2 separate regions of the Homo sapiens genome follow, and region 2 is linked to region 1. Evidence: read pairs that join two places in POLR2A ChIA-PET (ENCODE). Cell type or tissue: B cell. All regions are shown on one strand. Links, peaks and the distances in the headings refer to the core of each region. The heading gives the core; the rest is flanking DNA. Region 1 overlaps ZNF638 (zinc finger protein 638). Region 2 has its middle 15 kb from the start of DYSF.

Evidence for each region. Peaks named below come from ENCODE experiments on the same cell type or tissue, not always from the same donor. Only the 100,000 strongest peaks of a DNase experiment are listed, where the experiment ranks them.
Region 2: POLR2A ChIA-PET joins it to region 1 with 7 read pairs; 3 of 35 experiments call an interaction of 5 or more read pairs at or near these places.

What each region holds. Positions count from the first base shown.
Region 1 is chr2:71,363,176-71,375,884 of GRCh38, reverse strand. It overlaps ZNF638 (zinc finger protein 638), which reads right to left. Exons shown (of 28, transcript NM_014497.5): 4 at 12,694-12,709; 5 at 11,633-11,931; 6 at 10,179-10,456; 7 at 7,357-7,503; 8 at 5,880-6,002. Among named protein-coding and RNA genes, the nearest start is that of ZNF638, 38 kb to the right of the region's middle. In B cell, for the core only: no CTCF peak of the experiment used is centred there; no DNase peak of the experiment used is centred there.
Region 2 is chr2:71,445,527-71,458,235 of GRCh38, reverse strand. It overlaps a transcript of DYSF not described here. Among named protein-coding and RNA genes, the nearest start is that of DYSF, 15 kb to the left of the region's middle. RefSeq lists enhancers at 3,119-3,967, 3,968-4,817, 12,506-12,709 and a silencer at 7,128-7,314. In B cell, for the core only: no CTCF peak of the experiment used is centred there; DNase peaks (open chromatin) are centred at 4,475 and 5,455; H3K4me3 peaks cover 1,121 bases; H3K27me3 peaks cover 3,019 bases.

The DNA of each region.
Region 1 (12,709 bases), core at 4,253-9,252:
CTACCCACAAACCATTACCATTATCACAAAAGGCTGAGTATATTGATTAAACAAGTCTTCTAATTGGACTTCAGTGCTCTTCTCCACTTTAATCAATCTGCTAGGCTTTCTTTGCCTTCAAAATCATTTGCCTAACTCATTCTCCAAACCATTTCCAAATGAATCTTTCTAATCTCCGTTTTATTATGTCATGCCCTGGTTCAAAAACCTTGAATAACATATACCTCTCTACAGGATAAAGTTTAAGTTCTTAAATTATGTATTTAATCCTTGTTTCTCCTTAACTGCCTCTGCAACTAGATGGCCATGTGTCTGGTAGTTCTGGTAAATCAAATGCAGGCAAATGCTGCTGGGGAACTCACTCTTTCCAGAAAAGAAAACAAAAACTCATTTTGCTCTGCATTTTTATTCCTGTATGTCTCGAAGATAGAAAAGATGCCAGAAGGTGCAGAAACCATCTTACAAATGAGGATGAAAGATACATTCTACAGACAGTAGTGCTGGAAGACAAGGCGAGGTTCCTGAAGATATTATGGAGCTGTTGCACGAGCACTGGACCACCTACATGCAGATTTCTGTTATGAGATAAATATACCTCTTATTTGTTAACAATCCACTAGTGAGGTTTTATTAGTTGAAACTGAATGAAATCCTAAATGATAAAATTGTTAATAACTAAGGCCACACGATTTAATTTATTATCCAAACCAGGACAATGGGAATAAATGGATGGCATGTAGCAGGTATAAACTAGGATGATAGGTTACTCTAGTAGTAACTAACTAGAAAACATATGAGAACTAAAAAATAAAGATCCTCTCTAATAGCTATATGTAAAAATAAGTAAAATAATAAATTTAACCACCACAAAATGTTCAAGAACTTTATGGAAAAAAAAATAAAACTTGCTAAAGGGCATAAAAGGAAATCTAAATGGACAAACCATGTTCTTTGTTTGTTTAAGACAAAGCCTGGCTCTGTTGCCCAGGCTGGGGTGCCATGGTGCTATCTCAGCTCAGTGCTACCTCTCCATCGTGTGGGCTCAAGCAATCCTCCTGCCTCAGCCTCCTCCTGAGTAGCTGGGACTACATGCATGCACCACCGCACCCAGCTAATTTTTGTATTTTTAGTAGAGACAGGGTTTCATCGTATTGCCCCACGCTGGTCTCAAACTCCTGAGCTCAAGTTATCTGCCCACCTCAGCCTCTCAAAATGCTAGGATAACAGGCAAGAGCCACCAGCCAACGAACTATGTTTTTTGATAGAAAGACTTAGTGTTGTAAAAATACTATCACGAATTCAACACAGTATTAATTAAATTCCAGTAAGTTTTTTTTAAGAGAACTTAAACTGATTCTAAAACTAATGTGCAGGAGTAAATGTTCAAGATTAAACAAAATGAATTTAAATAAAGAGGAAAAACATTAACCAAAATGAATAAACAAAGAAAAATAACTCTACAAGAAAGACAGGGAAATATTAGGAAGCTATAGTAATTGTTGTAACAGAAACCACATAGTATTGCCACAACAGAAGAGTATGAAACACATCTATGTATACAGAATTTATACACATAAAAGAAGCTTTTCAAATCAACAAGGATAAATTAGGCATAAATAGTGTTGAGGCTAACTGGCTCCCATTTTGGAAATAATACTGATTCCAATCCTATATTATGCTGCAAATAATAGATTAAGGAATAAAACCTTTTAGGCACTAGCACAGGCAAGTTCTTAAAAAGACAAAAGAAAAAAAAGCAGGCCAGAAACAGTGGCTCATGCCTGTAATCCCAACACTTCGGGAGGCCGAGGCAGGAGAATCACCTGAGCCCAGGAGTGTGAGATCACCTTGGGCAACAAAGTGAAACCTCATATCTACAAAAAATAAATTAAAACTTAGCTATGCGCGGTGGCTTGCACCTGTAGTCCCAGGTACTCAGGAGGCTGAGGTGGGAGGATTACTTGAGCCTGGGAGGCGGAGGTGGCAATGAGCCGAAATTGTGCCACCGCATTCCAGCCTGGGTGATAGAGTGAGACCTTGTCTCAAAAAGAGGGGAACATGTCCTCAGAACCTCCTGAGGCTGTGTCACAGGCATAAAAATAATAAAGAAAAAAATGCAGAAGCCATAGAATACCAATAAATTTGAGTACATAAAAACATCAAACTTGGCCGGGCGAGGTGGCTCACGCCTGTAATCCCAGCACTTTCAGAGGCCGAGGCGGACGGATCACGAGGTCAGGAGATCAAGACCATCCTGGCTAACATGGTGAAACCCCATCTCTGTTAGTGGCGAGCACCTGTAGTCCCAGGTACTCAGGAGGCTGAGGCAGGAGAATGACGTGAACCCGGGAGGTGGAGCTTGCAGTGAGGCGAGATGGTGCCACTGCACTCCAGCCTGGGCGACAGAGAGAGGCTCCGCCAAAAAAAAAAAAAAAAAAAAAAAAAAATTCAAACTTGATATATGTATGCATAACACAAGCAACAGACTGTAAGAAAAGACTTCTTACATACAATGCAAAATTAGTGTCTAGAATGCACAATATTCATGCACCTTCAAATGAATATTTTTAAAAAGACAACAATAATAAAATAGGAAAAGATACAGACAACTCACTTAAACAGTTAATAGATATAGCTAACAATTATATAAAAAGATGAAGTTAATGAATAATCAAAAAGATGCAAATTAAAACTAGATATCATTTTCTATATAACGAATTTTTAAAGCTGAAGAAATTAAGATGTTGTTGGTAATACTCTCATAAATTACCAGGGAGTAAATTATAACAGTTATTTAGTGAGCAATCTTATATTATCCATTACTGTGCATCCTATAAACCAACCATTCCATTGGGTAGGTATCACCTAAAAAACCACTATCATAAATGTCAAAAGATGGCCTGTGAAGGTACACAAGGTGTTAACTAAAGTTCTGTTTCTAGAAACAACCTAAATATCAATCAGTAAGGAATTGGTAATACATCTGTGGTATATTCATACAGAGAAACACTATAGAGAAGTTACAAAGAATGAGGAATGCACTAACATGGTTAGACTACCAAATCAAATTATTGAGAAATGTGTGTTATAGAACCTCTATAAAGTAGCCATTCCACAGCTAGTAGAAAAATTAAATTACTAGAACACATAGCTGGGTGGAGCAAAATGGTAGAATAGAACCCTACACTGTTCATCCCATCCCCAGCAGGAACACCAAATTTTAACGACTATCTGCACACAGAAAAGCATCATCACAAGAACCAAATATCAAGTGAGCATTCATACTACCTGGTTTTGACTTTGTATCACTGAAAGAGGCATTGACGAGGGTAGCAGAGACAGCCTTAAATCCCTGACAGCACACCTCCCTAATCTGGCCCCACAACATGGACAGAGTCTGTGCACTTTAGGAAGGGACAGCGCAGTAACTAGGGGACTTTACATTGAACTCAGTGCTGCTCTGTCACAGTGGACAGCAAAGCCATGCTGTACTCAGCCAGCACCCATGCACTGAAGGAGCCTTTGGACCAGACCTAGCCAAAGAGGACTCATCCATCCCGGCAATAAGAATCTGAATTTCTTGGCAAGTCTCACTACCATGGGCTAAAGTGCTCCAGGGTGCTAGGTAAACCTGAAAGGTAGTCTAGGACACAAGGACAACAACTCCTAGGCAACTCTTAGGGCTGGGGCTGGGATTAGAGCTAGTGGGCTGGGATGGCATGTAACCTAGGGAGGTACCAGCTGGGAAAACTGGATATCCATATGCATTAATGAACCTGAACCCTATCTCTCACCATATACAAAAATCAAATAAAAATAGATTAAAGACTTTTATCTAAGATCTCTAACTATGAAACTACTACAAGAAAACACTGGAGGAACTCTCTCTCCAGGACATCAGTCTGGGCAAATATTTCTTCAGTAATACCCCACAAACACAGGCAAATGCTGTACAAAAATGAACAAATGGGACCACTTCAAGTTAAAAAGCTTCTGCAGAGCAAAGGAAACAACAGACAACCCACAAAATGAGAGAAAATAATTGCAAACTATCCATCTGACAAGGGATTAATAACCAGAATATATAAGGAACTCAAGCCACTTTACAGGAAAAAAATCTGACAAGGGATTAATAACCAGAATATATAAGGAACTCAAGCCACTTTACAGGAAAAAAAAAAACTAATACTCTGATAAAAAAAAAATGGGCAAAAGATCTGAAGAAACATTTCTCAAAAGACAACACATAAATGGCAAAAAGGCACACGAAAAGGTACTCAACATCACTGATCATCACAGAAATGCAAATCAAAACTACAATGAGATACCATCTTACCCCGGTTAAAATGGCTTTTATCCAAAAGACAGGCAAAAACAAATGCTGGCCAGGATGTGGAGAAAAGGGAACCCTCAGTATATTGTTGGTGGGAACGTAAATTAGTACGATCACTATGGAGAACATTTTGAAGGGTCCTAAGAAACTAAAAATAGGATCAACCATACAATCCAGCAATCCCACTGCTGGGTATATATACCCAAAAGAAAAGAAATCAGTATATTGAAGAGGTATCTGTACTCCCATGTTTCTTGCAGCACTGTTCACATTAGCTAAGATCTGGAAGCAAACTAAGTGTCCATCAACACATGAATAGATAAAGAAAATGTGGTACATAACACAATGGAGTACTCTTCAGCCATAAAAATGAATGAGATTCAGTTATTTAAAATAACATGGATGAAACTGGAAGTCATTATATTAAGTGAAATAAGCCAGGCACAGAAAGACAAAGATCACATGTTCCCACTTATTTGTGGTATCTAAAAAATCCCACAATTTGTGGGCTCTAAAACAACTGAACTCATGGAGACAGAAAGTCGAAGGATGGTTATGAGGCTGGGAAGGGTAACAGGGGGTAGAGGAGGGGATAATTAATGGGTACCAAAAAAAAACAGAATGAGTAAGACCCAGTATTAGCTAGCGCAACAGAGTGACTATAGTAAAAAATAATTTAATGTTACATTTTTAAACAATTATAAGAGTATAACTGGATTATTTGATACACAAAGAATAAATGTTGGAGGGGACAGATATCCCATTTTCCATAATGTGATTATTACACACTGCATGCCTGCATCTAAACATCTCATGTACCTCATAAATATATATACCTACTATGTACCCACAAAAATTAAAAATACAATAATTTTTTTTAAGATATAAAAATATTTTCTCAACACCCTATTTTAAAAAACACACACATACACAAAGAAAACCTTACAGGTGAGATATACATATAGCTTTTTACTTAACAGAAAGCTCATCCTTAAAGGGTAATTTAAAGTAATTCTATAGATATTATCTACGATCATATGAACTGAAGCACAGAAATGATCTAGAAAAATTAAAGTTACAAAACTTGATACTTCTAAGGAAGTAAAGGCCCAAAGAATGTACACTATACGATTTTGTTTATGTAAAGTTGAAAACAGGCAAAACTCAACTATGGCATTAGAAATCAAGTTAGTGTTTACTTGTGAGAAGAAGGGAGGGTGTAAGAATTGGGAAGAAGCAAGCAAGGGACTTCCAGATACTGTCAAATGTTCTCTTTTGTGACCTAGGTACCAGATTCACAGATGTTTGCTATTTTTGTGTTATATATGGCAAGTATTTTCTCCTAGTCGTCGTTATTTAATACTGTATATAGCACCATACATGTATGAGGAAGTTTTAATTTCAACATACTTGAATTAATGCACATATAATGTGTTGAGCTAACATTTATGTTTCTATGCCTATTTCTATATGTGTGCCATACTTAAACAAAAAAGTTAAACTAAAACAACAGTGATAAAACATTTAAGACCTAAATCCAGATTACCTGTGCTTTTTTCTTTCCTGGAACACATATTTTCACACTTTTTCCTTTTATCGTAAGAGGTGTTGTTTCAATGTACTTCATAATTGCAGTAATTGCCTCTTTAAATTCCATTTCTAGGTAAGCCTAAAATGAAATTTATTCCATCTTTAGTCACAAATCTATCTTTAAAAGTTCCTGCATTTTAAAATGGGCTTAATCCTTTCTTTTGTAACATCAAACTATGAAACTACCTCAAGTCATGGTTGCTTTTGCCTGTTTTTATTTTGGTCAAGTATAATTTGATTAAGGATGTTTCACACATTAAATGGACATTTAACCTTACATAATTTCTATACCACTACCAAGATAAAAAAAAATCCAGGCAGGCTCATGGAAGAAGAGGAAATGAGAAGGCAGGGCTCACTGAACAACAGGAGGGAAGGGAAGATATGGTCCAGCTTGTGGTAGGTCTGACATTTTAAAGGCTTCTTGCAACAAAGACAACACTATCACTATGTTCCCTGTCCTGACTCACAAACTTTTTAAAAAAATTAAGACAGAGGTCTTGCTATGTTGCCCAGGCTGGTCTTGAACTCCTGGCCTCAAGCGATCCTCCAGCCTTGGCCTCCCAAAGTACTGGGATTACAGACTTCAGCCACCACACCCAGCCTTAACTCACAAAACTTTTTTTTTTTTTTTTTTTTGAGACGGAGCCTTACTCTGTTGCCCAGGCTAGAGTGCAGCGGCGCCATCTCTAGTCACTGCAACCTCTGCCTCCCGGGTTCAAGAGATTCTCCTGCCTCAACCTCCCACGTAGGTGGGATTACAGATGTCTGGCTAATTTTTGTATTCTTAGTAGACACGGGGTTTCACCATGTTGGTCGGGCTGGTCTCAAACTCCTGATCTCAGGCGATCCACCTGCCTCAGCCTCCCAAAGTGCTGCGATTACAGGCACAAGCCAACACGCCCAGCCTTAACTAACTATTTTATGTTGTGCTTATGTGAAGAACTGTTCACAGTTCTTAACTTTATCATGTGAGTTATAGGAATATAACCCACAGAAAATACTTAACCATACAAAGGAAATAATTTGTTTTAGTATTATCTAACTGGTGTTCTAAAGTAATGACTGGCAAACTATGGCATACTACCTATTTTTGTAAATAGTTTTTTGGACACAGCCATGCTTGCGCATTTACATATTACTTATAGCTGTTTTTGTACTAGAATGCCAGAGCACAGTAGTTGAGATCCTACAGATGGCTTATAAAACCAAAAATATTTAGCTGGCCCTTTACAGAAAAAGTGGGCAAACACTTATTTTAAAGGATATAAAACATTATTTTGCGGCCTTGCTTATTCACATCCAGACATTTATATAACTCTCAAAGAACAATTATATATGCAGTACAAGCAGCTAAGGAACACAACAGCAATTTATAGAATCATTAAAGCAATCACTTTGTATGAATTTTTGCCACAGACTAAATGACTCACCTCTTTTCTATATGGAACAATTAGGACATCATTCACTTTCCCAAATGGTTGAAATAATTTTCTCACATCTTCTTCAGTACAACCATCCTCTGGTAATTCAGTTATAAGAAGAACCGAACCATAATGCAATGACTGTTCTTTCCGAAGCTATTTTTGGAGTGAAAGAAAATTTAAAATAAACCAAATTAAGCTACAATGTACAGTAATAATTTCCTATATAATTTCTTCTACCACTAATATTAGTACACTAAAGGGTCTTTTCCATATTTTTTACCCATTTTTCTTTTTCCTTCACCACCTCCTTTACGCATTTTTAAATCACGATTTTAACACTTTAATAAGATTTTAAATGCAAAAGTGGTAAGAAATGTTATTTATATTTTTTAACCCAGAAATGGTTTACAGGTGCTCTTTTCTGTTGATAGCATCTTATAGCAAATAAGATCTATGGAATGTTCCAAGGCCATTAGAGAGAATTTTTCTATGAAACTACATGGCCCACCAACAAGTAAAGCTGAAATTACAGCTTTGCTTACCCCCTCTGTTCTAATAATTGGAAATGATCTCTAGACAGGTATAATATTTTTAAAAATTCATATATAATGCATACCATTTGAATACACTGTAGTATCAACTTTACCGCTTACGTTAAAAATTACAGCCAGGCATGGTGGCTCATGCCTGTATCCCACTGCTTTGGGAGGCCAAGGCAGAAAGATCGCTTGAGGCCAGGAGTTTAAGACCAGGATGGGCAACATACTAAGACTCTATATTTTTAAAAAAAAAAAAAGGCCAGGCCTGGTGGCTCACGCCTGTAATCCCAGCACTTTGGGAGACCAAGGTGGATAGATCACAAGGTCAGGTGTTCGAGACCAGCCTGACCAACACGGTGAAACCCCGTCTCTGCTAAAAATAAAAAAAATTAGCCAGGCGTGGTGGCACACGCCTATAATCCCAGCTGCTCAGGAGGCTAAGGCAGGAGGCAGGAGAATCACTTGAACCTGGGAGGCGGAGGTTGTGTGAGCCAAGATCACGCCACTGCACTCCAGCCTGGGTGACAGAGCGAGACTCTGATTCAAAAAAAAAAAAAAAAAAAATTAAAACACCCAGCTGGGTGTGTTGGCGCATACCTGTAGTCTTCTACCTGGGAGCCTGAGGCAGGAGGATACTTGAGCTCAGGAACTTGAGGCTGCAGTGAGCTATGACTGTGCCACTACACTCCAGCCTGGGTGAGAAAGCGAGACCCCCATTTCTCTTATTTTTTACTAAATAAGAAAACTTAAAAAAAAAAAAGTTCCACTGCCACCACCTAGAAGTCTTGAAACAAAATGAAAAGAACTTCATATTATGAGACTAACTCAGCCTCTTCAAAATTTTCCCTATACTCAAAAATTTCTTCCCAATGCTCTTCAAAATTCTGTTAATTACTGGTTGATTATCAGAAGTTTATCCTTCTAAATGTAAGTTCTTTGGGGCAGGGAACAGCACTTACTGAAAGTCTTTCATGTATTTAAATACTGTTGAGAGCAATGCATTCCATACCTAAATACTTGAAGACTTATTAATATTAAAATATACAAAATATTTGATATTGGGCCTATTAGGATTTTCTCTGAAGATAGTCTCTTGATGTTTTAATATATTAATAGTGATTTAATAAACACATACAATAAAACAATACCTTAGTATCGTAACCAGTAGGTTACAGTCAAAATAACACTAATAAATCAGTACCAAAGTATAAATTTTACACTGTACAACAGAGTATTTGACTTCTGAACTGTACCACAAAAAGTATAGAACAGATGAATAATGATCAATTCTCAGGAGAGGCTCACTCTTATACCTTACTAAAAAAGATTACAAAAGCTCAATAATGCTGCTGGTGATTATTCATTTTCCCAATTAGAGAGCAAAACTCATCACAGTGATCTGCTTGTGAAGCTAGCCAAAAATGCCAAACCATCAAAATGTTCTTTTGACACATCAAATACCAAACCACTGGAATTCCTAAGCTACGAGATTTTGAACCTTGGACTTTTATTATACTCACAAGAAAAACCAGTAAAATATTCCATACTAAAATCATGTAACAAAACTCATAATTTCAAAGTTATTGGAAACACGGAATAAAAAAGTTAAGACAACTTCATTTTTTTTTTTTTCTTGAGACAGGGTCTTCCTTCTGTAGTTCAGGCTGGAGTGCAGTGGTGTGACCTCAGCTCACTGCAACCTCTGCCTCCCGGGCTCAAGTGATCCTTCCACCTGAGCCTCCCAAGGCCTCCCAAGTAGCTGGGACTACTGGCACCCGCCGCTACCCCCAGCTCATTTTTATATTTTTTGTAGAGAGGGAGTTCCACCACGTAGCTCTGGCTGGCCTCAAATTCTTAAGCTCGAGCGATCCACCCCGCTTGGCCTCCCAAAGTGCTGGGATTCAGGCATAAGCCACCATGCCTGGCAACAACTTTGTTTTCTGTTTGTCATAGCAAATGTACGCATATTTGCACTAACAAAGAATTACGAAGCCAGGCATAGTGGCTCATGCACTTAGGGAAGCTGACGTGGAAGGACTGCCTGAACCTAGTAGTTCGAGACCAGCCTGAGCAACATGGCAAGACCCCATCTCTACAAAAATTAAAAAATTAGCCAGGCATGGTGGCACACGCCTGTGGTGCCAGCTACTTGGGAAGATGAGGCAGGAGGATCACTTGAGCCCAGGAGATCGAGGCTGCAGTGAGCCATGCTTGTTGCACCACTGCAGTCCAGCGAGGATGACAGAGTGAAACCTTATCTCTAAAAATAATTATTAATTAAAGAATTACCTTTCGCTGGAGAGAAACAGCTTTATCAGACACCTGTTTACATTCTGACAAAGTGTCATCTTCAAGATTCTTTGATTTACAACGAATAGAATGTCCTCCTAGATTTGAATCACTCTTTGTAGCGCTTGTAGGTTTAACTGATGGTTTTGTTCCACTGCTAGTTTTAGGCTTTTGTGCTGGTGAATGTCCCTTATCAGCAGCTTCAAGATGCTTCTGTTTATTAAATTCTGTCCCATGCCCAGATCGTTGTACTACATCTTCTAATGCTTTTTTTCTATCTAGTAAAAAGATATAAATATAATTTCAATTGGAAAAAAATTAAGGTAGGAGCCATCTCATGACATAATCACATAGTGCTATTCTCAAGCTAAACAGGGAGCACACAGACAATACAAAAATCTAGATTTTATGCACTCAGAAGGCTTTTACATGAAGTTCCTTTATTCCCTTATACCAGTGATCCTCAAACTTTTGGTTTTGAGATTGCTTTACACTTATTGAAGACTACAAAGATTTGTGTTATATTTACTGATATTTACCATATTAGAAATTAAATTGTAAAAATATTTATCAATTCATATGTTAGGTTGGTGCAAAAGTAACTGCAGTTTTTGCCACTGAAAGTAATGGCAAAAAAAGTAAATTCCCATATTAACATAAATATTTTTATAAAAACCAACTGTAATTCCCAAAACAAAATTAGTGAAATGTGTAGCACTATAGTACCTTCTTCCACACATTTTAATGTTGAGCTTAAAAGAAGAACCTAAATTCTTATATCTGCTTCTGGATAAAGAAAATCCAGCCTCATGGAGGCATGTAATTAGAAAAGAGATCTCATAGAACTCTTAAAAGATCTTGAGGACCCCAATCGATCCTTGGGCCATACTTTAAGAAGGAATGCCTTATATAATTAAAGGTATCTCCATTTGAATTCAGCATTTTAGACTATACTAGACACAATAAGACCTGTGCAAAGTACTATTTTTGAATTTTTCAGGCTAGTCAAGTGAAACAGTGGGAGTGTCAAAGTACTTCTCAGATATTAACTATGGTTTCTTTCATTGTAGAAGAAGGTGTGTGTTTGTGTATGTGGGCATGCATGTGTGAGCTAGTTCTGAAAGGGTCATAAAATCAACATTAAGTCACAGGTTAAAAAAAATAATCTCAAAAACATTTTAAATTAATCCATGGAATTCTATAATCAATTATTAAAGCAAACTAAGACATTTTTACCATCCTTGGTTTTTAAATATGATGTTGATGGACACATACATTCACACACATTTCTTTGCCAAGTTACCAGAGGGAATAACTCTGTGGCATGTGGGTCAGATTTCATTTATCAACTCTAAAATTTAATAAAGTAGAACATTTCTCAAAATCCAAAAAGAAAGACATTTAAAAATTTAGTCAAAATAAGTACATTCACTATTTCATGGCCATCAGTGTACCTGATGATCTCACTGATCTCCTTGACATCCTCTCAGGGCTAACTGATCGAAAGCATTTTGGACTACCTCTAAATGGATTTCTAATTCGATATGGTGAACGGGATCTGGATCTGGATCTGTATCTAGAAATGAAACGATGGCAAATTCTTGGACTTCGACTTCTCGGCCTATACATGTAATGCATTGGGCTTCGAGACCGACGGAATCTGTGACTTGAGCTTGATCTTCTAGAACGCCTAGGACTGGGGGAATGAGAACGTCTTCGTGGAGTTTCATTTTCTTTTCTATTGCCCTCATTTCTACAAGCAGGGGGGCGGAAAAGAAAGTGATCAGCAATTTAATGTAAATTTAAATGATAATAAATGACAGAAGTACCTTGTTAAAAACAGACTGTTAACAATACCAAACTCTCATAAAAGATATGTACTTAAAACAAAAATCTGTTTGTTATGATGTAATTCAGCCTTATACGTAAATAAGAAACAATCAGAACAGTTTATCAGCCCTCCAATTGCTTGGATGTCTGTTTTCTAGTTTACAGAAGAATACGATAATGAATTTCTCTGGTTTTTCCTGTACCAACATTATTCCAATTATGTTTTTAAAGTATTAAATTATGTAAAGAATTTAGGAAATGATTTACGTAAACAGATGTTTTCAATAATTTTTTCCTGAAAGATTATGCCATCTATAAATATGACTTTGATTTCTCTATGTGTGTGTACGTGTGTGTACACACATAACCTGAGGAGAATCCCCTAGGGGATACAGAACTTAATAATATCACTCCTAGCATTCAAGGCATTTACAAGAGAAGATGTCATAAACATAAAATAATAATGTCAGAATAAAGTATTTTCAGAACAGGCTAAAGAAAGTAGATCAGGGGAGGGGCTGTGTCACCTTTAAGCTGGAATAAGTTAAAGATTCATAGAGGTTTTTGCATTTGCCTGTTGTTTAAATGGCAGAAGTAGAACTCAAAAGAATCACTTTCTTAAAATTAACTGTTTACTTTTAAAAGACAATCAGGTTTTAATAATATTACTATTTTTAAAAATTACCTTCTCGATGGGAGGA
Region 2 (12,709 bases), core at 2,856-7,855, 84 kb before region 1:
TTTATTGCTTGCCTGGCTGTTTGAAGTGCTTTATATGGACTAACACATAAACTCTCCAGAATGATTCATCCAAAGCAGGTACAAGCTATTGTTATCAACACTTTACAGATAAGGAAACTGACACAGAGTGGTTAAGTAACTTGCCCAAAGCCACATAGCTTGAAAAGTGGCAGACCTGGGATCCCGAGTTCAAGATGCAGGCAGTCCTTCTCTCCCTCTTGTTCGATGCTGTTATCCCACTGGACTGTGACTCAGGCTGCCAGCTAGCCGCTCTTCTGAGCCCCCCGCCCAACTTTCACTTTCTCCTAGACTGGCTAAGCTTGAGATCTACAGTTACATGACCCCCTCCCTGGAAGTCCCGGAGCACCTGCCATACGCACCACAGGTTGCCCACCTCAGTGCCATGTGACCATTGCCCTGGCCTTGGCTTATCAGACCCTAGGCAGCCACCATAGTCCTGTCAGAGCTGTGAGCTTGCCCGGAACGAGAGCACTGCCTGGAGGGAGCGTCCTGCATCAACTGGTGACTGATTGGTCCTATCAGATATAGAGAGGGTGAGGCAGAGAGCAAGGACCCCCTGAGATAAGAAAGCATCTGCAAGACCAGAACATAAGGGCTGAGGATGTCTGTGCTTGGGTGAGCAAGCAGCAGTAAGGACCACGCACGTGATGAGAGGAGTCAAGGTGCAGACCGAGGGGGGCATCAGGGTCTCAGCCAGGCCTGGGTTCAGGTCCTGCCCCTCCACCTTTTCTTGCTTGTCTTTGGTAAATCCAAGCTAAAGCCAGAGGTAGATAGCAGAGTGGTTAAAGCTGGGGATATTGTGGGGGCTCAGGAGCCAGATACTTAGACTCAAATCATAACCCCACTACTTACCAGTGTATAACCTCAGGCAACTTACTTAACCTCTTCATGCCTCAGTTTCCTTATCTGTAGAATGGGAGTGATGACAGTTGCTACCACATATGCTTGCTAAGAGGACTGAGGTGTATATGTCTACATATAAGGACCTGGTACAAATTATAACCGGGTCATGATGTAGCTTCTATTAATGTTCTAGTTAGAACAGTATCTGCCTTAAAATAAGCATGGTGTCAGTTAAATAGATCTCTTTCATAGGACTGTTGGTGGGATTTTCAAGAAACACCACCTGACAATGGTATGCTTTTGTGCTTAGCAAATGTCCATTCCCTCTGTTTGTGAGGAACACGCATTTGAAACCCCAGAATCCTCCATCTTTTGGTCAATTGTTTCACACCATGCTCCTGCAGCCCTGCACTCCCCCTACTCTGACTCAGCTTCTTGCTGGGGACCCCAGGCACCACCCTCCCTGGCTGGCTCAGGTCCGAGTGCCCTGGTGCCCTGGGTGTGGGCAGCATATGGTATGCTCTCCAGAGCACTTTCTTATTCATGCACCAAGGATACTGAGAACAACAGAGGGCACTGATGAGGGGTTGGGGGTGGGGATGCTGTGGCCACTATGTGACCTTGGCCAGGCTCCTTCACTTCTCTGGGCCAATATCCTTATCTTTAAGGGGGGATAATATCTTTGCCCTCTACCTCACAAAGCTTCTGTGAGCTTGCAATGAATGTATACATGCACAAAGGGGCTGTGAAGTGTGGCTACAGGGTATTATAATCATGTAACCAAAGGAGGGGCTTTATGGGACAACAGATAGAGTCTGGGAAGAGCAGACCCAGCCCAGCTGGGGAGGGAAGGCTTCCCAGACTGGTGTTTTGCTTTGAGCTGCATCCCTGAGACCGAAGTCTTCTGTGTAATCATTCACCAAGCTGACCCTGCCAGGGAGAAGGAGAGCGAGCAGGCCTGAATGTCACAGGGAGGCCAAATTTGGACATGGGTTAGGAGCTTGGCTAATGCAGGACGTGAAATGTGGCCAGGGGCTGGGGGAGGGGAGGGACTGCATTCCCCAGGACTGCCTGGCGGTTTCAGTGATGACCAGGGGTGGGGGCTCCAGCCAGTCTCTTCCTAGGCTCAGGGGCTCATGACGGATTGGCACAGAAAATGTACTTCCTTTCCCCAAGGTGAGCTGTGTGCTCTGGGCCCTGGAAAGGGGGAGCCTACCCCGAAGAGCCAGGCAGCAGGCAAAAAGCAGATGGGGGTGGGGAGAGGATTCAGCCAGGGATGTGTAAATGGGAGGATGCAGGATGGGGGGAGCTGCTCCACACACAGGCCCTTGGGGCTGAAATAACAAAAGAAAAGCCACACCAGCAGCACTTCCTGCACTTCTGGGGTTAGAAAGTGCCTGCCATTTATTATTCATTCTTTCCTTTCTCCAACCAGAGGTCTGAGCCTAGCCTGGGTGAGGGACCATGAGGTAGAAGCCTAGTGTATTGAGTGTATGGGGGTGCAGAGGGGGCATGTGGTCAGGGAAGGTGGAAGAAAATCTGGTTCAGGCTGAGTGGAAGCCAGAAACAAAGCCCCTGACAGCAGGGGCTGCTGCAGCTGAGTGTACATTTGGAGCACCAGCCCCCAGGTTCAGGGGCTATAAATGGGGAAGAGGTGCTGGCGTGGGAGGAGGCTGCTTCACCCACAGAGTGCCTGTCCTCCCTCCCCTCCGCCAAGGGGCTATTTACAGTATGAATGGTGCCCCCTGGAGTTGTGCACCAGGAGCCCAGAGCCCTCAGCCAGGCTGCTGAACAGGGCCACTGACCTGGCCTGCCCAGAGCTGAGGATGCGGAGAGGAAGCATGAAAGACTCCCATGTCCTCCCTGCTGGAAACACCTGGATAAAGCTCATTTCCGGAGGCCACGTGGGAAACTGATTGAGAGCAGATCAAAGCAGCACGTTAGGAAAAAAAGCACAGCTGGAGTGCCACAGCCACCCCCTTGGTCCCCACTCTTGGTGTACACTGCTTTCCAGGCCTCAGGACCATTCAGCAACTCCTCCTCAAGCTCTGCTCTGGTCCAACAAATCCAGAAGCCCTGAATCTCATACCCAAGAGAAGGTACTCATGACATGATCCCTTGCTCATGCTGAGCTGGACACAGGCCTGTGCTTTCGGAGCTTTTATTCCTTGGAACATCACAGGTGTCCCACACGCTCCAGGGTGTGCATGTGCCTGGGATCATATGTGCAGATGGTGTCTGTGAACAGGTGTATCCAGGAGCTTGTGAAACTGTGCTGAATGGCCAGAAACCAACTAATGCTATGATTTCTGGAAGTCTGGGATGTAGTTAGAAGTCAGATCTCTGGGGAGAAGGGGAGTGGCAGGTAGTGGAGGCTGAGAGGAAAACCCACAGGCTGGGTGGGAGGTTCACACTCTTTCCCCCTAGTTCTTCTCCCCCAGTATGGTTCCAAGCCCAAAGACCCAGCTGTGTAGATCCTAGCTCTGGCTTGGTCCTGAAGGGTTCCTGGAGAGCAGCCAGGGCCCAGCCCTCAGCTCCTGGAGGAAAAGTCAAGTCATAACTCTATGAAGGCCCTCCTATAGGAGGTCCCAATCTGATAAGGGAGTGGCTTCCCTGCTCAAGGAGGCCTCACTCTGATGATAGAAAGCAGATACGACCCCCGCTCCCTCCACCCACTGGTCCGTTGGGGGCAGGGGTTGGGGGCAGAGAAAGTCTGTAAAGGTTGGTGCTGTGACAGCTGTGCCCAGCTGCTAAATTTCCCCCATCCTGTGCGCAAAGCAAGGGTAGGGTGCCTTCGCCTCCAGTGGCTGCCAGCCTGCCAGGCCAGCCTCTGAGAGAGAGCAAAGGGCCAGGAAAGCAGCCAGGCGCAGATCGGGGCGGGAAGAGAGCTGGGTTATAAATAGGCCTGGGACCAGACCTTCAGGGGAGAAGGAGGAGAGCCCTGCAGTACAGCGCTTCGCCGCCGGCAACGCAGAAAGACCTCTTTTCAGAGATCCCGAAAAGGTGAGAGGAGAGATGCTGGTCCCACCTTCCTGGCCTACCTCAGTACCAACCTGGGCTGAAGCTTCCAGGAGAAGCGCCATTCAGACACCTCTCTCCTTCCAGCCTCAGTTTCCCTCTGAGTCGCCCTCTGCAGACCTGTGTCGTTGCAACACTCAACGTCAGTCTGGCGGGGCCAGAAAGTCTCCTGTCTCTCAGCTCTAGGTGCTCTCCAGGGTTGAGAGCCGCGGCGTCCCCTCCTCTACCCCACCCCGACCCCGGGCGAGGGTGGTCGGCCCCTCCTACCTGCAAACACCGCGGAGCAGTAGGCATCGCTGATGTCGGTGTCGGGTGTGTGGACGTTCTCGGCATAGAGGATGAAGACCCTCAGCATGCTTGGCGCGTGTAGGGCCCCGTGCGCCCAGGGCGCAAAGAGGGCTCGGAAAGGTCGGGAGGGCCGAGGCGCCGCTTGTGGGTCCCCTCGCTGGAGAGGGCTGGCTGGGCGAGGCCGGCTCGAATCTCTGGCTCCTGGCTTAGAGCAGTTGCTCTTAAAGGGGAACGGGCCACCCCCGGCTGCTCCAGTGGGCTAGGCTGGGTCCCCGCCCCGGCTGCGCTCACCCCGCTTGTCAGCCGGCGTTCCGAGAACAGGGGCTTCTGCTCATCTTCCACCCCCGCCGCCCTTCCCGAGCTCCGTCGAGCTGTAATCTAATGCTCCGGCTGCGGAGTCTCCCAATGACACGGCATTTTGCACCTGGCTGGGCGGCGGCCGCGATGGCCGGGGGCTGGACTAGGGCTCCGGGCGCCCGGCGTAGCCCAGATCTCGCTCTTGGACAGGAGAAAGGCTCGGCTCCTCCCCTGAGCTTCTACCCCCTGGCTGAGTGCTGCGCCAAATCGGTTGCCTCCTTCCGCCTCGGGGATTGGAGCAGTCTCTCCAGAACTCAACCCGACCGCCCGGGGTAGGACGGGGGATCCTGGGGAGGCCTCTTTCCCTAAGAGAAGCCTGGAGTTGAGAATTTCATTGACAAGCAAGGCAGCTGCCTTAAAAACTTTGCCCCCTTTTTCTGGCTTTAAAAGCAACACATGCCATTTTAAAACAAAAAGCATAAAGAAAGAAATCTCTGGTTCTGAAAAAATAGTATATTAACATTTGGGTATTTGGCAGCCCAGGCTTTCTCCTCTGAATGTATACACACATGTAAATTGCAGTATTTATTATATATCTGAGTGTAGAATGCAGTCTGTGTCCCACGTTTTCATGTAACATCTTACATCATTAAACAATTATTCATAAACACTATTTTCAATAGCTATATAATTGTCTGTCATATGAATGTACTAGATTCACAAACTTTCTCTTGTTTCACATTTAGGCTCTCCCCAGATTCTACTATAATAGTGAGAAAGGGAGTTTCTTTTTAATAAAAAAGATATAAACTCATCTTAGCCCTCCCCCTCCCCCCACCCAGTTCTTCAGATTAGATTGTAAGGTCACAGGATATGACTTTTTTTTAGGTTCTAGTACCTATTGCTAAACTGCCTTCCTGCAGATAGATCCACACTCCCGGCAGCCTGTTGACTCACCCTCTAAAGAGGGCCAGTTGGATGGGTGTGCAGCTGTCAGCAAAACTCCCACAGCAGCCCCTGGGGGCAGTAGACACACCCAGGGCAGGATGGGCTGGCCGCTGACAGGTGGCTGATTTTTTTCCCCATAGGGAGATACTAGAAGAGAGCAACACTCCCCAAAAAAAGGTCTGTAATTTCAAGATTAGGGTAGCAAACATTTCCTGTGGTCACTTAGGGTCCTTCTGTAGTGGTCTATGCCTTCTTTTCTTTGCCTTTAGCACAACGTATGGTGGGGGGTGGGGAGAGGAAGAGGAAGAGGAAGGGGGGAGCTGAAATGCAATCATTCATTTAATGGGAGTGTGTCAAGTCCTAAAATAAGTCAGGCACTGTCCTGGGTGGGGACACAGTGGTGGGCACAAGTGACACAGTCTGTGTTATGGGCTGAATTAGGTCCTCTCGAAATTTCTATGTGAAAGGCAACTTCCAGTACCTTGGAATGTGATTCTACTTAGAGATAGCACCTTTAAAGAGGTGAACAAGTTAAAGTGAGGTCATTAGGGTCATCCAATCTGACCAGTGCCCTTATAAAAAGAGGAAATTTAGATACAGACAAACCAGGGATGCATGCACGCAGAGAAAAGGCCATGTGAAGGGCACAGGGAAAAGGCGGCCATCTGCAAGCCAAGAAGAGAGGCCTCAGAAGAAACCAAGCCTGCTGACTACACCTTGATCTTGGACTTCCAGCCTCCAGAAGTGTGAGAAATAAATTTTTGTTATTTAAGCCCCCCAGTCTGCAGTATTTTGCTATGACAGCCCTAGCAAACAAGTAGAGTCCCTAACCTCAAAGAGCTTCCACTTCAGTGAGGGAAACTGACACTTATGGAATAATCACGTCAGTCACATACCATTACAAATATGTAAGTGCCATAAAAGACAGAAAATGTGGGAGTGTGAGAACAGAGAGCAGGGAGTCCTCATCGCGTGCCCAGGACAGTAAGAGCTATTTGAGATGAGATCTGAAGGTCAGCTAGGAGTTCACTGGGCAGGACTGAGGTGGGGGCAAGGAAGAGAGTATTCCAGAGAGAAAGAAGGAAGCGCTCTGTCAAGGCCATGGGAGGAGAGGAGTGTAGATTAAGGGGTTGTGGAATGGGGCAGGCAGGCTGGAGGGCACCATGCAGGGCCTGGGGGAAGCTGCCTGAGGCCTGCTAAGTCCAGAGGAGTGGCAGGATCTGATTTACTTCTCAAAAGCTCCCTTGGGCTGCCTTTGGAGAATACAGTGCAAGGGATCAGAGTGGAAGTGAAGAGTTAAAAGCTACAGCAGAGGGTCAGAGTGAGAGTTGATGGTGACTTGGACCAAGGTTGTGAAAAGGGGGATGGCGCAAAGTAAGGCAAAGCTAGGAGGAAGAAAGGAAATTCTGCAAGAGCAGATGAAGCAATCAAGTTTCCCATTACAGAACTTGGCCATTATGTGTTGCTGGAGAAAACAGTTTTGGCTCGGATGTAGCAACTGATTGATTGACTCAGTCATTCATTCATTTACCAACATTTATTGGTACCTTGTCTGTGGCAAGCATTTTTCAGATTCAAATTTTACAGAAAGATAGCAAGGAGGGAGTAAAATTTAATTGCTTTGGGAAGAAGGGCAGGAGGCCCTGTTGATGTAGGGAAAGCCCAAATTATGGTCTATTTTTAAAGAAGTACAGTTTGGCTCTATTCAGATGTATAAAGTAACATGAACCTGCTCTGTGGCAGAGCTAAAATTGGACCTAAGAAGCAGCTAGCTGCTTGCAAATATGGTGTGGCTACAGTGATTTGAAAAGAGCCAGTTTGGCTGGGTGCAGTGGCTCACGCCTGTAATCCCAGCACTTTGGGAGGCCGAGACGGGTGGATCACAAGGTCAGGAGATCGAGACCATCCTGGCTAACATGGTGAAACCCCATGGTGGCGGGCGCCTGTAGTCCCAGCTACTCGGGAGGCTGAGCCAGGAGAATGGTGTGAACCTGGGAGGTGGAGCTTGCAGTGAGCCAAGATCATGCCACTGCACTCCAGCCTGGGCGACAGAGCAAGACTCCATCTCAGGAAAAAAAAAAAAAAAAAAGAAAAGAGCCAGTTTTCTGTATAGGTTAAACACCTTCCTCACAACTTCACTACTTTATTCATACAGAAGGCTGTCTTCAAACTTTTTCTGCACAGCCCAGTCTGTGCAGAAATAAACCTCTAGTGAGCATGTCTGCCCCCAAATTGTAGGACATGTTTGGGGTATCTTCTCTATTTAAAAGAATCACTTTCTCTGAGACTACCCAACCTGAATCAATCACATTCTCTCTCCCAAAAACGTGGAATTGGGACTGAGAGAAGCTAGCTTCTGTGTGGCTGGAGCTGAGATGAATAAAATGGGAGGCTCAGAAGGGGCCCCGCACATGAAGTGGAGAAAGTTTCGCAGTCAGAGAAAAAGAGATCACGTGTAGGGGGTGAGGTGGGGAAAACAAGATCCAGAAAGAGACCCTTCTGGTTGTTGTTCCTGGCTCTCATTCCTTGAGTCTCCCTGCCTGTGAGTGCTGAGATAGTCCTTGTGGTGGATATTTGCCATTTTTGGCTTCCAGCTTTTAATCTCCCTCTTCCTAAAACATCCTTTTCCCACCCCTCTTGGTGGGCAGAAGTGCCTGCCTTTTTTCTGGAAGCTTTAGAGATAGGGCCTCCCACTCTGTGTCACTGGGCAGTGTGGCCTAGGCTCAGACAGTTGGATGCTCTCTCCCAAGACTTGAAACAAGTTCTTGAGCTTCAGGAAGTCAGACATGGCAGCTGCCGTGTGACAGCAAATGACCAGGTAGGGCGCCTGCTGTGCGAGTCCTGTCCATAACCAAAGCCAAGTTCTCCAACCTCCCTCCATTCTGTTAGCCCCCAAAGCTCTTCTGAAATCCTCTCTTGCTTCAGATATCCAGGCTTGGCTGCTGTAGCTAGCAGCCAGGGATCCAGACCAACATGCCCAGTGTCTTTATAGTGAGTCGCTGCACATTTTACTTAGGTTAACTTGAAATGCAATTCTTTTTATTTTTAATTTTTTTAGAGACAGTCTCCCTCTGTCACCCAGGCTGGAGTGCGGTGGCAAAATAGCTCACTGCAACATCCAACTCCTGAGCATGAAGCACAGTTCTGTTTCTTGCTATAAAAGAACAAGTTCTTGTGGCCCTGATGACACTTTGATCTTGAATTTCTGGCCTCCAAAACTGTGAGAATAAATTTGTTGTTTTTAAGCCACCATGGTTGTGACAATTGGTTAGAGCAGCCACAGGAAACGAGTACACCAAGGCTTTGTCAACACAACCAACCACTGTTAAAGAGGGGTGGTTTTCAGGCCACTTTTACTACTTTACTGTTTCAGGACAGAAACGAAAGGGAGGGAGGTGGCTCTCCAATTTCACTGAGAAACTAAGGGACAAGTTTGATACTATTTTCCAACAGAAAATAGAAAAACAACAACAACAGGTTTTTCGCCAAAGAGGTAATGTGAACACACTACATTATTTCTATGTTCTCTGTCTTCTGTAAAAACCACAGATCTTTGCAAAGCTTGCTAAGGACCATAGACCCTGGTAACAGCCTGGTCATTTCATCTGCTTCCCCTAAGAAGAAAAACTAATGGTAGTGTCAGAGAGTTTCAATTTCCCAAGAATCTACCATAATAAACAGTAAACACTCAATAAATAGAAACTATTTTTTGTTCAGGCATGGCTGCTGATACAATGGAAAGGAGTGAGCTCAGCATGAAGGTGCAGGGGCTTCTGAAAGCCCTCACTCCTCTTGAGCAGGGAGTGAAGAGCGGCCTATCTGCTGAGCTGCAAGAGCGCAGCTCTGGGACTAATGTGAACAGGTCAGTCTGTGTGCACAGTCCTCCTTTTGGATTTAGTCCAGAGGGTGAGGAGTCTCTAGACAGCACGAAGGAAAGCCTCCACACACAGCGATTGTTAGAAGAGCCACTCTTTCTTCTTGAGCTGGACATTCATCTCCTGCTCTCGGACATCACAGCTGAGCTCCTGGTGGGCCCCCCCCACCTCCATTCCCAACGTGTGGTCTTTTCTGATTCTCCAATATGAAGATGGCATATTGTAGGACTTCTTGGCTTCCATAATAGCATGAGTCAAATCTCGTAACAGATATTTATTTACTGTTTCTACTCCATTTTACTCTCTCTCTACACACACACCTCCTATTGGTTGTTTCTCTGGAGAACCCTGAGTAATACACACATAGAAGGCCTCTGAGAAGTGAGGGAGATCCAAACCAGGGTGATAAGAGTGAGGAACAGAACAGGAGTTCGACTTCTTTCCAAAGTGGGGTTATCTCATCTTCTGGAAGAGGCCACAACATCCCAGGATGCAGCAATCCTAGCAAATGTGAGGAAACCTGTTATAGGCCCCAGCAGTGAGAAGAGTCAGGTGCTGCTGATGGCTGGTTCCCGAGTAGGGTGCAAAATGAAGGCACAGGCAGAGCTGATGCAGGCAAAAGGAGCAGGTTTGGGTGTCCCTATTGCATGTCTCAGGGCAGAGAGGGGCCAGAAAGCTTTCTGAAGCTCATACACCAAAGGACTCCTGTTGATTCATGGGAAGATATCACCAGAAAAGGCCTAAAGAACATCTTTAGGAGTTAAGAGGGCAACAAATGTCTCACTTTGTTTCCCCCTTGGCTGATGGCCAGGACTTTGGAAAAGGGGCACCAAGAGAAGTGAATATTTGACTTATGTGTTTTGCTGTTGTTGTTGTTTTTTTACAGAGACAGTGTTTTGCCACGTTGCCCAGGCTGGTCTTGAACTCCTGGGTTCAAGCAATCCTGCCTCAGCCTCTCAAGTGCTGGGATTACAGATGTGAGCCACTGTGACTGGCCTAGTGTTTCTTAAAGTACTATCAATCTAAACATCTCCTGCATCAGAATCTTCTTGTAAAAAATGGAGACATCTGGGTCCCCCTCCACTCCCAGACCTACTCAATCAAAATCTCTGGGAATGGCCCAGGAATCTGGCTTTTAAAAGTTCTCTTATTTTTATGCAGACCAAAAACCAGGAACCACTGACTTAGGTTGTGTCAAAGAACAGACTTTGGCTCTTTGGATCATAACCTAAAATGCCAGATTAATACACTCTTGAATTTGGATGGAGTACATTTCACAATGATTGAGAAGACTGTCTGAAAACTGGCTTTAAGTGAAAAAAGGGGGACTCGGGAGGCAGGGGGAAGACAGTGGGAAAGATAATATTCAGCTAAGAACTGTAAGACCAGTAGGACAAGACAAGAACAATGACAGTAGTGTAAAAGGATGACGCTAGAGTCAGACTACCTGGATTCACATCTTAGCTTTCTTTACCTACTAGCCGTATGGCCTTGGGCAAGTGATCTTACCTTCGCGGCTTGGTTTCTTTATCTGTAATATGAGAACTATAGAAATACCTGCCTCATAAAAGAAATGCTTTACATACATTATGGTGCTAAATATTAGCTAATATTACTATTATTGGAATGTGTGACTAGTATTTCATAGGATTAAAACTTTAGAAATGAAGCCACAAATAATGTTTATGATCTCTGATATCTATAAAATGTTGGAATCATTTGAGGTTTGAACAACAGAGGTATTGAAATGGTGAAAGATACTTCTTGTTCAAAGAAGAGTTACTACCAGGGAGAAGAGAGTTCTGCAGATCAAGAAGACATATGCCTGCATGGAAATCCTTACCAAGACTCATGCAAGATAGGCTCTAGTTGAGGATGAAAGGAGAGATAATCTGAAGAGTATGATCAATGGAGGTGCATGGGCAAGCCGAGGTGGTGAGAGACTTCCACTCTCTGGACACTTGGGGAAGTTACATTAGCTCAAAGATATGCATCTGGTAATGTCGACTTATTTTAGGGACAATTCCATCTCTAAGAAGATGAATTGAGAGAAGGGATCTCTTAGAACCTAATCCTGACCAACAAGGAAGAACTTGTTGGAGAAGCAGATGCAGCAGGAAACCTGGGGATAATCATCTTTGGGATGAATGCTGCCAGAGCCATGTAAAGTTTTCAAGGCTCAAATCCTGCCACTTTGGTGGGGCTCTGTCTTTCCACAACATGCCCTATTAACCAGGCTCCCCAGAACTCAGGGAACCCACTTAATTCCTTGACATTAGCAAATCCCTGGCCTTCCTAAGAGCTTTCTTTTTATAGGGCCAGCTGAGGAACACTTCTTGAGGTTCTTCATTATTCCACTTGAGAAAAACAGAACTGAGCTTTATAAAGGTCCTGCTGAGACTACCGGATAAAGCAGGGTACAGTCTTTCATACTCAGCCAGTCGTTCACAGTAGCCGTGCTCCTTTGCCCAATCATTACCCAGTCGTCTGATCCAGAAATCAGATCCTACTGACATCCCTGACATTTAAGAATACCTTCCCCTCCAGTGTGATCCCCTTCAAGCCTATAGCCTAGGCTCTGAGGTCAATCTTTACCCATATTCAACCCTCCTCAGTAGTTTTAGGGTGGGTACTTGTCAGAGCATCCTGAGTTTGTGTCATCCAGCATATAATGGAGGGGAACGAGATTAAAAACAACAATCACCACACAAGGCTGCTGTAGTCTCCACTTCTGTAGCTGGTGGCAAGGCCTATGTCGGGAATCTGAGTTAAATCTTTCCACTTATGTTTCTCTCACCCTCTGCCAGCATGAAGGCTAGGCAGACTGGAGTCCTTGGTGGGATTATCTTTACTGGATTGTCAGTTTTCCATTGACCAGGACTATAGGGCAGGAGAGACCTAAGGGGCGCTCCCATGAATTTCCTGGGTTCTGAACAGTTCTTCTTGTCCCCACTGTGTAGCAGCAATTCAATTTCCCCCTGGTAAACAGATCATTCCCATTAGGCACAGTGATCCTTTTCCTATTGGTTTATTGGCATGAGGAACTCCGAAAGGTGAGAGGGCAGTCTCAGCTCCCAGTTCATTAGAGTCACGTTCTTATTTCCTGGTATATGAATTCCTCTCTTGAGCACTTGGGCTTCCAAAATACTGAGGCCAAGATCACAGAGATGGGAACTAAAATCCTACAAGTGGGTCAGTAGGTCTAATAGGGAGAGGGGGCACTCTCACCTCTACTTCTTGGTTCCTAAACCCTTAAGTTCTAGCCATGGGAGAGCTAGCACCACATTGTTGGCCTCTGTTTTAAGGCACATAAAGTTTCCATAGGATAACAGCTACATTTCTTAGGATGCTGTATCGGGGGAACCCGCCTCCAATATTTCAACGTAGGTTCTATTTTCCCTAAGTGTTAGCCAGCTGAG